2 separate regions of the Mus musculus genome follow, and region 1 is linked to region 2. Evidence: chromatin loops called from intact Hi-C (ENCODE). Cell type or tissue: heart. All regions are shown on one strand. Links, peaks and the distances in the headings refer to the core of each region. The heading gives the core; the rest is flanking DNA.

The links. Hi-C counts contacts between places; a loop is a spot of excess contacts. Peaks named below come from ENCODE experiments on the same cell type or tissue, not always from the same donor. Only the 100,000 strongest peaks of a DNase experiment are listed, where the experiment ranks them.
Region 1: a loop joins it to region 2, with 2.4 times the contacts of the local background. A loop is called at or near these places in 1 of 42 quality-filtered maps.

What each region holds. Positions count from the first base shown.
Region 1 is chr7:34,164,610-34,169,980 of GRCm38, reverse strand. Uba2 (ubiquitin-like modifier activating enzyme 2) reads left to right here and starts at 1,452. Exons shown (of 17, transcript NM_016682.2): 1 at 1,452-1,608; 2 at 4,496-4,579. The coding sequence starts at 1,471. In heart, for the core only: CTCF peaks have their summits at 2,724 and 2,924 (motif pointing right); a DNase peak (open chromatin) is centred at 1,410; H3K4me3 peaks cover 2,143 bases; H3K27ac peaks cover 1,512 bases.
Region 2 is chr7:34,387,012-34,392,382 of GRCm38, reverse strand. It overlaps Lsm14a (LSM14A mRNA processing body assembly factor), which reads left to right and starts at 2,678. Exons shown (of 11, transcript NM_025948.3): 1 at 2,678-3,025. The coding sequence starts at 2,905. Gm12764 (predicted gene 12764) reads right to left here and starts at 3,770. Exons shown (of 2, transcript NR_169160.1): 1 at 3,375-3,770. In heart, for the core only: no CTCF peak of the experiment used is centred there; DNase peaks (open chromatin) are centred at 1,362, 2,642, 3,192, 3,772 and 1 weaker place; H3K4me3 peaks cover 3,883 bases; H3K27ac peaks cover 2,944 bases.

The sequences.
Region 1 (5,371 bases), core at 126-5,125, 220 kb after region 2:
AACAAACAAACAAACAAAACCCTAGGTGGAAAGTGATAGAGTATGATACCCAGAATTCTCCTCTAGCCTGCAGCTGCCAGTGGCCATGGGTTACTGGGTTCCTGAAAGGAAAGCTGGGGATGGATGGGAAGGATGACTAGAGAAATAACAAGCCAAGGCAAAGTTCTCTGAACAAGGCTCAATATAGTCTTAAATTTAAAGGGGGGAGACCCATCCCCCACTTTGTCAGGATCACCTCAGGAAAGCAAGCTCAGCTGTTCTGCAGGTAGCTTCTTGCAGGAAGCTGCAGATGTGGCAGACAAAAGACTTCACCTAGGTCAGAAGACTCCACCCTGGGTGGGCTAGCCTACTGTGGCAGAAACCGGTCTGATTCAGCCAGCTCAAGGCTGGGGGGAAGGGCACACTAGCCTCCACATGTAGTGTGTGTACATGTGGCAGACACACAGGAAACAGTCTCATAACTGATGCTGACTGTACCGGAGTCAGCGTGAATCAGAGAACTTCTTTACAGTCAGTTCCAAGACAGAAAAGTAGAGGAAAATTAGTGTTTCTGTGACCTGATTTCCATCTGAGGCATTCTAGCTCCATGGCTTATCCTCAGAGTGTTACCAGCCATGAATGATTGACAAACAATGGTCAACAGAAGCAAGAGCGTTAGCAGTCATGAGTGGTTGACAAAAGCCACAGTATATTTCATCAATTTGGTGGGTGCAAAAATAATAGCAGTTTTTGCATTGCTGAAAATTTTAATATTGGAATATAGTTGTAAGGTTTATTGTTATTTTTTGTTATGTGTATGAGAATGTATTTGTGAGGATGTAAGCAGTATGTGTGTCTGTTTTCCTGCTGAGGCCAGAAGAGTGTGTTAGATCCCTAGTAGGTGGAGTTACAGGTAGTGTTGAGCTGCCTAATATGAATGCTGACAGCTGAACTCAGGTCCTCTGCAGTAGCAGTATGTGCGCTTAACCTCTGGGCCATCGGTCCAGCTCATGGAGTATATTGATAAATGTGGCTATGTTGTATGTCGTTTAATATGTGTTTCCTGCTTTTTTTTCTTTCTTTCTTTTGTTTTTTCGAGACAGGGTTTCTTCTCTGTGTAGCCCTGGCTGTCCTGGAACTCACTCTGTAGACCATGCTGGCCTCGAACTCAGAAATCCTCCTCGTGTGCCACCACTTCCCGGCCGGGTCATAGCTTTTTTAACCTTTAAATAAAGAGCTTTTGTTGGGAATTCAAACCGAGGTCTTTAGAAGGTGACCCTAGGCATCTCAGGCTGAGAGCTGGTTTGTGTTCCTCTGGAATTGTGTGAGAAGTAATCCCAGGACTCAGGGTGTCGCCTGAGCCCATCCCGGGGCGGGATGGCGGCCGCACTGCGCAGGAGCGGAAGCTGCGCTGCCCTTCCCCCACCGACTTCCGGCTGCCGCTCTGGTTCTCCCGCCTCCGACTGTGAGGCGGCTCGTAGACGTCCCGCCATGGCACTGTCGCGGGGGTTGCCCCGGGAGCTGGCCGAGGCGGTGTCCGGCGGCCGGGTGCTGGTGGTTGGCGCGGGTGGGATCGGCTGTGAGCTGCTCAAGAACCTGGTGCTCACTGGCTTCTCCCACATCGACCTGGTGAGGCCCGGGCTCCGGGTGAATGGCGGTCTGCCTGCGGGGCCCGGTTCCGGGCGGGAGTCAGGGCGGCGCGGCCCGAGAGGCCTGGGGTTAGGATCACCGTGCGGGAAGCGGGTTGGTGGGACGCGGGACTCCGGCTCTCCGGACCTCCTGTTCGCGGCCCTCGGCTCCCTGGGCCTGCGCGCGCCGCCTCCCGAGGCAGTTTCCCCAGTTACACTGGGATGCAAGAAGAGACCCTGTAGATGCTGTGACTTTAATTCAAATATTCTCCAACTTAAAATAACGATCCCGCGGCCGAGCGGTTTGCAGCCACCAGCCACAGCACGCCGGGCGTGCACACGTGCATTCATTCCCGAGTCTGCCACCGGCCCTCAGGTTGCAAGTGCTGTCTGCATCCCGTTTTATTTTTAACAGATGAGGAAAGTGAGACGCTATGAGGTTGAGTAACTTACCCTGGGGGCACGCCGTAAGTGGCTGGTTAGACTCCTTGGGGCTCGCGCTCCTCTGGTCTGGGCATCGTGCAGATCCGTGTTTATGTCATTATAGATACTCCCTGGGGTTTGCAGGATTGGGTGACAGACTGTAATCCGTGCATCGAGAGACTGTAGAACTGGAAGTTTGAGGTCCGCTTGGGCTACGTAGCAACATCTTACCCAAGAAATTAAAAAAAAATTTTTTTTTTTGGTTGTCAGGATTCTTAAGTTTTGCGTTAGCGTAATGTGCAATGACAGGAAACCCCTGTAATTTGTGAATGTGTTGGAGATATTATATGAACCTTGGATGTGAATTGAAGATGCCTTAAGGTTTAACAGAAACACGGGATGAAATTGCAGGTGTCAGGGTTTCAGCTGAGGCAGAATTGGAGGGAAACATTCTTCATTGGTCAGGCTTCACACCCAGTTTTGGTCCATAGAAAATAGTATAATCCATAATATGCTAGTGACGCTTGATGCTATTTTAAGAGTAGATTTTTCAATAGACAGGAGTGAATTGAAAAAGTAAATGCTTGTTCTCTGTTTTAATTTTCTTTGGTTAAATTTTTATAGTGAACTTTGAAGTACAAATGAATATTTCAATGATTATGTTCCATAATTTTCCCATACTACTCTAAACTTTAGAATGTTTGATGATGAGAACATTTTGTTGCTTATGTAAGTTTGTTGAAATAGAATGTAAATGATGTTAATTCTTTTCCCCTTTAAAGTAGCAATTAGATTAAAATTTAATTTTACTTTAAACTTTTTCCTTTATTTTACGTGTATGGGCCATTTGCCTGCATTGTGTCTGTGCCTGGTGCCCCCAGAGGCCAGAAGGGGGCGTTGGATCCCTGGAGCTGGTGTTAGCAATGGCTGTGACTCACCATGTTGAGCCTGAAAATTGAACCCCTGGTCCTATGCAAGAGCAGCCAGCACTCTTAACTGTTTAGCCATCTACGACGGCTCCTAGACTAGATTTTACTTTACTTATTTATTTTACCATACATAGGGCATTTTCTTCAACAGCCCTCAAGTAATCCTGAGTGAATGTGTAGATAAGGAATTAACGTGAGTGTGGTGGCTTACATCTTTAATTCCAGCACTAGGAGGCAGAGGCAGACTGACCTCTGTATTCTGTATGTTCCAGGCCAGCCTGGTCTACAAAGAGAGTTCCAGGGGATCTGAGGCTGTTACACAGAGAAACCATCTCAAAAAAAAAGAAAGAATGAAAGTAACTAACATGCTCCATATTGCTTAATGAGAAATGACATGGCACGGGAAATCAGAAATTATCAGACAGATGGGTGTTTTTTGTGTGTGGAGGCCAGAGGACAACTTCAAGGTTCGTTCTCCCTGGGCATTGTCGAGCAGTTACTGAGGCAGGGTCTCTTTCTACCCTGGAACTCTGCAGATGTACTAGGCTAACTGGCTAGTGAGTCCAGGAATTCCTCCTAGCCCCACTGCCCTGGCTCTGGAATTGCAAAGGCTTGCCACTGTGCCCAGCTTGTTTTAACGTGGCTTTTGAAGTATCAAACTCTGCTCCTTGTAGCTGGCAGTGCAGCCGCTTTTTTTTTTTTTAAGATTTATTTATTTAATATATGTGAGTACAGTGAGTACACTTTAGCTGTCTTCAGACACGCCAGAAGAGGGCATCAGACCCAATTATGGATGGTTGTGAGCCACCATGTGGTTGCTGGGAATTGAACTCAGGACCTCTGGAAGAGCAGCCAGTGCTAGTAACTGCTGAGCCATGTCTCCAGCCCCAGGGCAGCCACTTTACTGCCTTCAATCTCCTTGGCCTAGAAAACTACTTATTTACTGAATTTTGAGGCAGAGTCTCTGTTTGTAGCCCTGGTTGGTCTGGAACTCATTATGGAGACCAGGCTGACCTTCAGCTAACAGGTAACTGATTGCACCACCTTGCCCACCCAGAAAATTTTATTTTATTTTATTTTTTTATTTTTTATTTTTTGGTTTTTTTTCGAGACAGGGTTTCTCTGTGTAGCCCTGGCTGTCCTGGAATTCACTCTGTAGACCAGGCTGGCCTCGAACTCAGAAATCTGCCTGCCCCTGCCTCCCGAGTGCTGGGATCAAAAGGCGTGCGCCACCACACCCGGCTTTTTATATTTTTAATCAAATCTTTTATGATATCTAAGGAATTCCCTGAAATATTTGCATTGATCATGGTTAAATAAACAAAAAAAAATTAGCCATCCTTAATGCATTTTTGAGGTTACCTTTGACTTAAGTGCTGTTCTTCCCGTAATGTTTAAATGCAGTTGTTATCTGGTCAACAATTGGGTGTGAGTTGTCCAGGAAAGCACTGGCTGCAGGTAAGCTCTGGGTTAAGCACAGTGAAGACAGCGGTGTTGCTCAGAAATTGGGATTTACCTCCCTTTCTTTATTTGTAGATTGATCTGGACACTATCGATGTCAGCAACCTCAACAGGCAGTTCTTGTTTCAAAAGAAACATGTGGGAAGATCAAAGGCTCAGGTAACTTCCCCATACTGCAGTTAGGACACTTGACCAAGGTTTCACTTAACAGAGGGAGAGAGTGGGTGAGGCTAGCTCTTTTTATTTTTATTTCTATGATTAACATTTCATTTACTTATTATGGGGCACTTGTGCACATCATTTGCATGGGAATGGAAGTCTGGGGACAACTGGTCTCACCCTCTCCTCCCACCCTTTGGGTTCTGGGGATTGACCAGGCCCCTGAACCTTCACCACACAAGCCTACCTCTTGAATCCCAAAGAGTGAAAAGAATAAGGGAGTGACTCAGGTCACTGGCTATCTGGAAGGAACAAATTGGGATGTCTTTCATATCCTCTTCATATTTAAGTTTGTTCCTTTACATCCCAGGGAGAAAAGATACTATTTTGAATATTTCCCATGGCTTGCAAGGTCAGAGGTCCTGCTGTCCTGTTTTCTGCCAGCGCTCTCCCCTCAACGCCATTGCAATTGTTTTTGTTGTTGTTTTCTCTTGCAGCTCCCTTCCCAGCGGATGTTTTCTGTGTTAACTTGTTTGACTAAGTTCTTCTGTGGCAGCAGCCTGTCCTAAGCTGAGTCACACCTTGGCAGTGATGTTTATCTGGATGGTTACGGAAGGCTTCTTAGGCTCTTAAGTGAATGAATGGCGCGTGCTTATGGCAGCTTAGTTTAGTTTAGTTTAGTTTTGCACTGCAGGGACCGTACACAGATGTCCTTCCTGAGTTAGAGCACTGGCCTCATGGTGTCTGTTTTTTCTGAAGCTTGCCATTCATGTAGAAGTGTGTATGGTCACA
Region 2 (5,371 bases), core at 230-5,229:
CAGTGGTACTTATCTAGCATGCACATATAAGGCCGCGGGTTCAATGCCCAGCACCACACACAGGTCACTTTAAAAAAGTGTGGACCTTATATTTAAAAATAAAATTACTGATAATTATAGCCTAGTTGGGTGTAGTGCCAAATGACTTTTCTTGGTATTCAGGAGGCAGAGACACATGGATCCCTTTGAGTTCCAGCCTGGGCTACACAGCAAATTCCAGGACAGTCAGGGCTATATAGACTCTGTCTCAAAACAACAAAAAAGATTTTGCGTGTTTCCTGGTTAGGGTTACTATTGCTATGATAAAACACTACGACCAAAAAGCAACTTGGGGGCGTCAGAATTTCTTCCCTTACACTTTTAGGTAACACTCCCTCACTGAGGGAAGCCAGGACTGGAACCTGGAGGCATAAGCTGATGCAGAGGCCATGGAGGGGTGCTGCTTATAGCTTTGCACTCCATGGTTTGCTTAGCTTGCTTTCTTATAGATCATAGGACAACCGGCCCAGAGGTGGCTCCACCCACAATGGGCTGGGTCTTCCCCCATCAATTAGTTTGTTTGTTTTTTTGTTTTTTGTATTTTTGAGACAGGGTTTCTCTGTGTAGCCCTGGCTGTCCTGGAACTCACTTTGTAGACCAGGCTGGCCTCGCACTCAGAAATCTGCCTGCCTCTGCCTCCCAAGTGCTGGAATTAAAGGCATGTGCCACCACTGCCCGGCCCACAACCACTTTTCAATATTGCCCCAGTGAGGATTAAACTTTACATGAATTCTTGGGAGACACATTCAAACCATCGCAGACACAAACCTTGGGCCCCAGAAGACCCTAGGAACCATGAATAAAGACAGTTTGTTGGGGGTGATGGGGAGAGAGGAGAATAGATACAGTAACGGAGAAATTATCAAATTGGCAATTAAATGTACTATGTAATTGGGACATGGAGTACAGCTAGTTCCATCACCAGCTAACACCATGGAATAAACCCAACAGAGATGGCAGTGATGTGGTTGGTATGTGTGAAGCCAGGAGATGTGAGAGATGTAAATTTGAGAGTTAGGTATCATCAGTTTATAGAAACTGACAAGGGAAAGAATGTGTTCACTATGGAAGAGAAGGCAACATTGGTCTGAGACCTACAAAGGGAAGACTCCAAACGCAGATTTGCACACCAAATAATGACTGTATGCTGAAGCAGGGACCCCCTTGAAGCCACTGGGCACCAGTCACAGCTCAGCTCATCAATCTTCTCTCCTGCTTTCCCGGAACACGCAGATAATCACCATGCATTGGCTCAGCGCACCAGACATCCTACTTGCTGCCTGTGTTCGGCTCTTATCCCAGTTGTTCACTCTTGCAGCAAATGTCTACCGAGCAGCTGTCCTGGGCCGGTTGCTACACTTGGCCCCAAGGATGATGCAAACAGTGTCTAAAACCAGAAACCCTTCCTCAAAATATTTGCATTCTAGCCAAGAAGGGAGACAAACACTTATGACTAAATAGACAAATGCGATGGGGGGTAGGGAGGGAGCAAGGCAAGAAGAGGGGTGTAAAGCGAGATCTACTGTAGTTTTGTAAATACATCACCTCTTAGGGCAGCTTTGAGCAGAGTATAATGAACTGTGGAAGCTGTGAGAAGAAGGGATGCTTGGAACAGTATGGAGCTGTGTAACAACAAATTAAATCATCCATGCCCTCATAAGCCAAACTAGGAAGTCTGGTTTTCACCTTGTGTAAAATGTAACCTGTGGAGCGCACTGAGTAGACGGATGTTATCTTGAGTTGAACAAAAGTCCAAAATCTCTTGCTACTTGAACATGATTCCCCCTGACTGCTGTGTTAAGAAAAACCTAGTAGGGGTAAGAGAAATAGAATTCTTCGGGAGCTACTGCCAACAACTCTGGCCAGGGTAACTGAGGCGTTATATAGAGCTGTACGGATGGAGACGGTCCAGCCTGAACAGACAAGATTTATAGTTAGGACAGGTGTGGAGGTGTAAGACAATCCAGGACTGGGGTCTTAGCTACTAAGCAAACGTTCCCGGTTCATAGTTACCTCCGAGAACAAGCTAGAGGGACGAGTTTGGAGTAAAACCGAAGAGTTACATCTCTGGATGCAAAGTTTTAAGATGCCAATTTGGTATCCGATCGGAGAGATGATCGTTATTAAGAAAGTGGAGCTGACATTAAGTGATCAAAGCGGCAGAGAAACACTTGGACTGGTGTTTCTTGCATAGTTAGTGACCGGGAACATCTTGAAAGCTAGGACACGGATCAAGCCGCATAAAAAGGGTTGGACTCAGTTTGGGGGACAGAGTCCCAGAGCCTCCCGGAGCGGCAGCCCTTGGAGTGTGAGACTCCTCAGGCGAAGATGGCTGCTCTGGCGTTTACAGTGAGAGTTCCGTGGCCCGCGGAGAGCGGCTCCGGAGCTGGGAGGCGACCGCTTACAAAGACTCTGGGCTCGTACCAAAGTGCAGCCCGCCTAGAAATGGCAGAGGCCGCAGTCAGCATCACCAGGCGGGATGGGCCCTCGTCTAGTCTTCCCGCGACATCTAGGTGCCGTGAAAACCTTCCACGTCGGGAGCGCAAGCCAAGCGCTCTGGGCCGCCGCGGAAAGAGCCCGGGACCGTCCGTGAGCTCGGCGAGTCTCGCGAGAAAGCACGCCGCCTCGCCCTCCCGGCATGCCCTGCGCCGCCGCCGCTGCTGCCGCCGCCGCCGCCGCCGCGCCGCGGTTTGAGGGCGGGAGGCTGGGGGAGGGTAAGCGGAGCCGGCGCGGCCGCCATGTTGGTTCTGAGGCGGCTGCTGTGAGGCGCCGACGGAGGGAGCGAGCGAGCGGGCGGGCGGGCGGAGCGGCGGGCGCAGCGCGGGATCTGACTGAGTGCGAGCGGCGGGCGACGGCGGCGGCGCCATGAGCGGGGGCACCCCTTACATCGGCAGCAAGATCAGCCTCATCTCCAAGGCGGAGATCCGCTACGAGGGCATCCTCTACACCATCGACACCGAGAACTCCACGGTAGCCCTCGCCAAAGGTACGGCGGGGCGGGCCTCGGGGTTTTGGGGGGCGCGGGTAGAGCGCCCCGCCGCCCTCGCGCTCTTCTCCCTCTGCGGTCCTCACGGGCCTCGCTCCCTCCCGGCCCCCAAGCGACAAGGGCCGGGCTGCGGCCTCCCCGGGCTCCCCGGGCTGCTTCCTTTCCCCCGAAGCTCCGCGCCTTCCATCCGGGGAACGAGTGCGCGGCGCCCGGGGCGGGGCGATGCTAAAGTCCCGGGAACCAGCCGGAGAACACACCCAGGTTCGCGGCTTCCAAGACCGAAATTCGGTCGTTCCTTCTTCGGAAGCGCCGAACAAAGCCGGAGGAGTCGAAGAATCTTGACGCCTACCTCGAGATGAATGCGGATGTGTTGATTCCTCGGGCACCCATTTTCTCAGCGTTCTTCGTCTGGGTCGGTGGCGACGGTTGTCGAGTGAACTCCTAAGGAGTGTGCTCCAAACTTTGGGTTTGCGCCGCAGACTTGTGATCTCGAAAGGCCGTTTCGTACCGTCCAGTCGATCGCATCCCGTTTGTCTCCTCTGTGATTGTTACCTGTTATGCCGGAATTCTTATGCAACCGAAGGGTGCGCGTTAAAATGCTTGCTTGCTGTCCCCATGGGCCAATTTTCTGGAACCCTGGTAGAAAGGAAAGTTTAAGTTTTGATGATCCGGGACTCTTGTACACACTTCAGAGCGAGTACTATCGGGGCGCTGACCGACTCCGCTGTACTTGGGGAGAGGAAGTTGTGTGGAAGGGGATCCCCCCCTACTTACCCCAACCCCATAGTCTGTACAGTCGATACAGTCAATTTGTGGGTTTTGTTTCCGTTCACGCGTGCTAGTGACAGGAAGGCACAAAGAAAATAAACTTGAGTTTCTGATCCTAGGGGAAGTCTTATAACAGTTTCTGATACCAGGGAGGTCTATTTTCCTACCACACCTAGTAGAATTGTTAAGAACTAAGTATGCTAGGAAAAAAGGTCCTAGGGATAGCAAGATTCTAAATCTAAAAGCATTTTTTATAGATGCTTCTTTTAACAGTTTCAGTTTCTTGAATTATACCTAATAGGGGGTAGGGGTGTGGCTTGATTGACAGCTCTTCTCTAGCAAGTGGGAGATCTGGGTTCCCTCCCCAGAACCACAAAAACAAAGCTTAAAAAAGGGACACTATAAAAGAGTAGGGTGATGTTTTCCACAGTTGCATTGTGATACTTACATAACTTTTGGCAATTTACTTAAAAAAAAAAATCCTTGAATCAAACACTGAAAAGTCAAGGAGTCTGCTTTTTAAAGAGCAGTATGAGGCTTGGTGCTGTGACACTCCCCTGTAGTCCCCGATATGCAAAATCAGGGCTGCTAAAGCAATACAGCTAGGTCATCTCAGTCGATGCTTAAATGCATAAAACCCGGTTGGCTCCCCAGTGAGAAAAACCGAGTGTGGGTGGTGCATGCCTGTGATTCCACCAGGGAGGTCGAAGCAGGAGGTCAGGCATTCAAGATCTGCCTGGTACACATGAAACCCTCTCAAAGAAGGCCAAAACTGAGACTCCAGGAACTACCCCATAACTTTCTCTTTGCCTTATGGAGTTTTGTAACACATTGCCTCTTAAAGAACCTGCTTTCATCTTTGTAGATGTTCACTATACTTAAGGATGTATGATTCTCCTTAGTAATTACTGAAGCCTTGACTAATAGTGTGAAGCTGGGCTTGGTGGTACGGGCCTTGGTGCCGGCGTTCAGGAGATTAGTGCCAGGTGGATCTGAGTTCCAAGCAACCCTCATCAATTTAGAGAGTTCCAAAACTTCCGAGTGAGACACTGCCTCAAAAACAAATGAGAGTTGACTGTGATGTCCTTAAACAGCTTGATGGTGTTAGTTTTAATGACTTTATTAAAGGGTGGGTAAAGCTCTCACCAGGTGTTCTACACACTGGTTGAGAACAGTATTTCTCGCTGAAGTGTTTTTGTAGAGGTTTGGGGATTATTCTTTGCATGGTCTCATGTAGCTTGGGCTGGCTTTCGTCAAGGATGACTTTGAAATATTGATCTGCCAGCTTCCAATTTGAATTCCTAGTCCTCTAGCCACCGCCTATGTGCTAGGATTGTAAGGCATGAGCCAGACTTAATAACTTTTTAAAAAATATTTTTTATTCATATGTGTGTGGTCTGTGTGGTGCTAAGTGCATGTGAGTACTGGTACTGGCAGAAGCCATAGGTGTCAGATACACACACACACACCAGCTGGAGAACCACCTGTCGTCAAATTCAGGTCCTCTGGTAGAAGAGTAGTTTATGCTCTTTAAAAGCTAAGCCAGCATATTTTTGAGATTTCTTTTTTCTTCTGTTT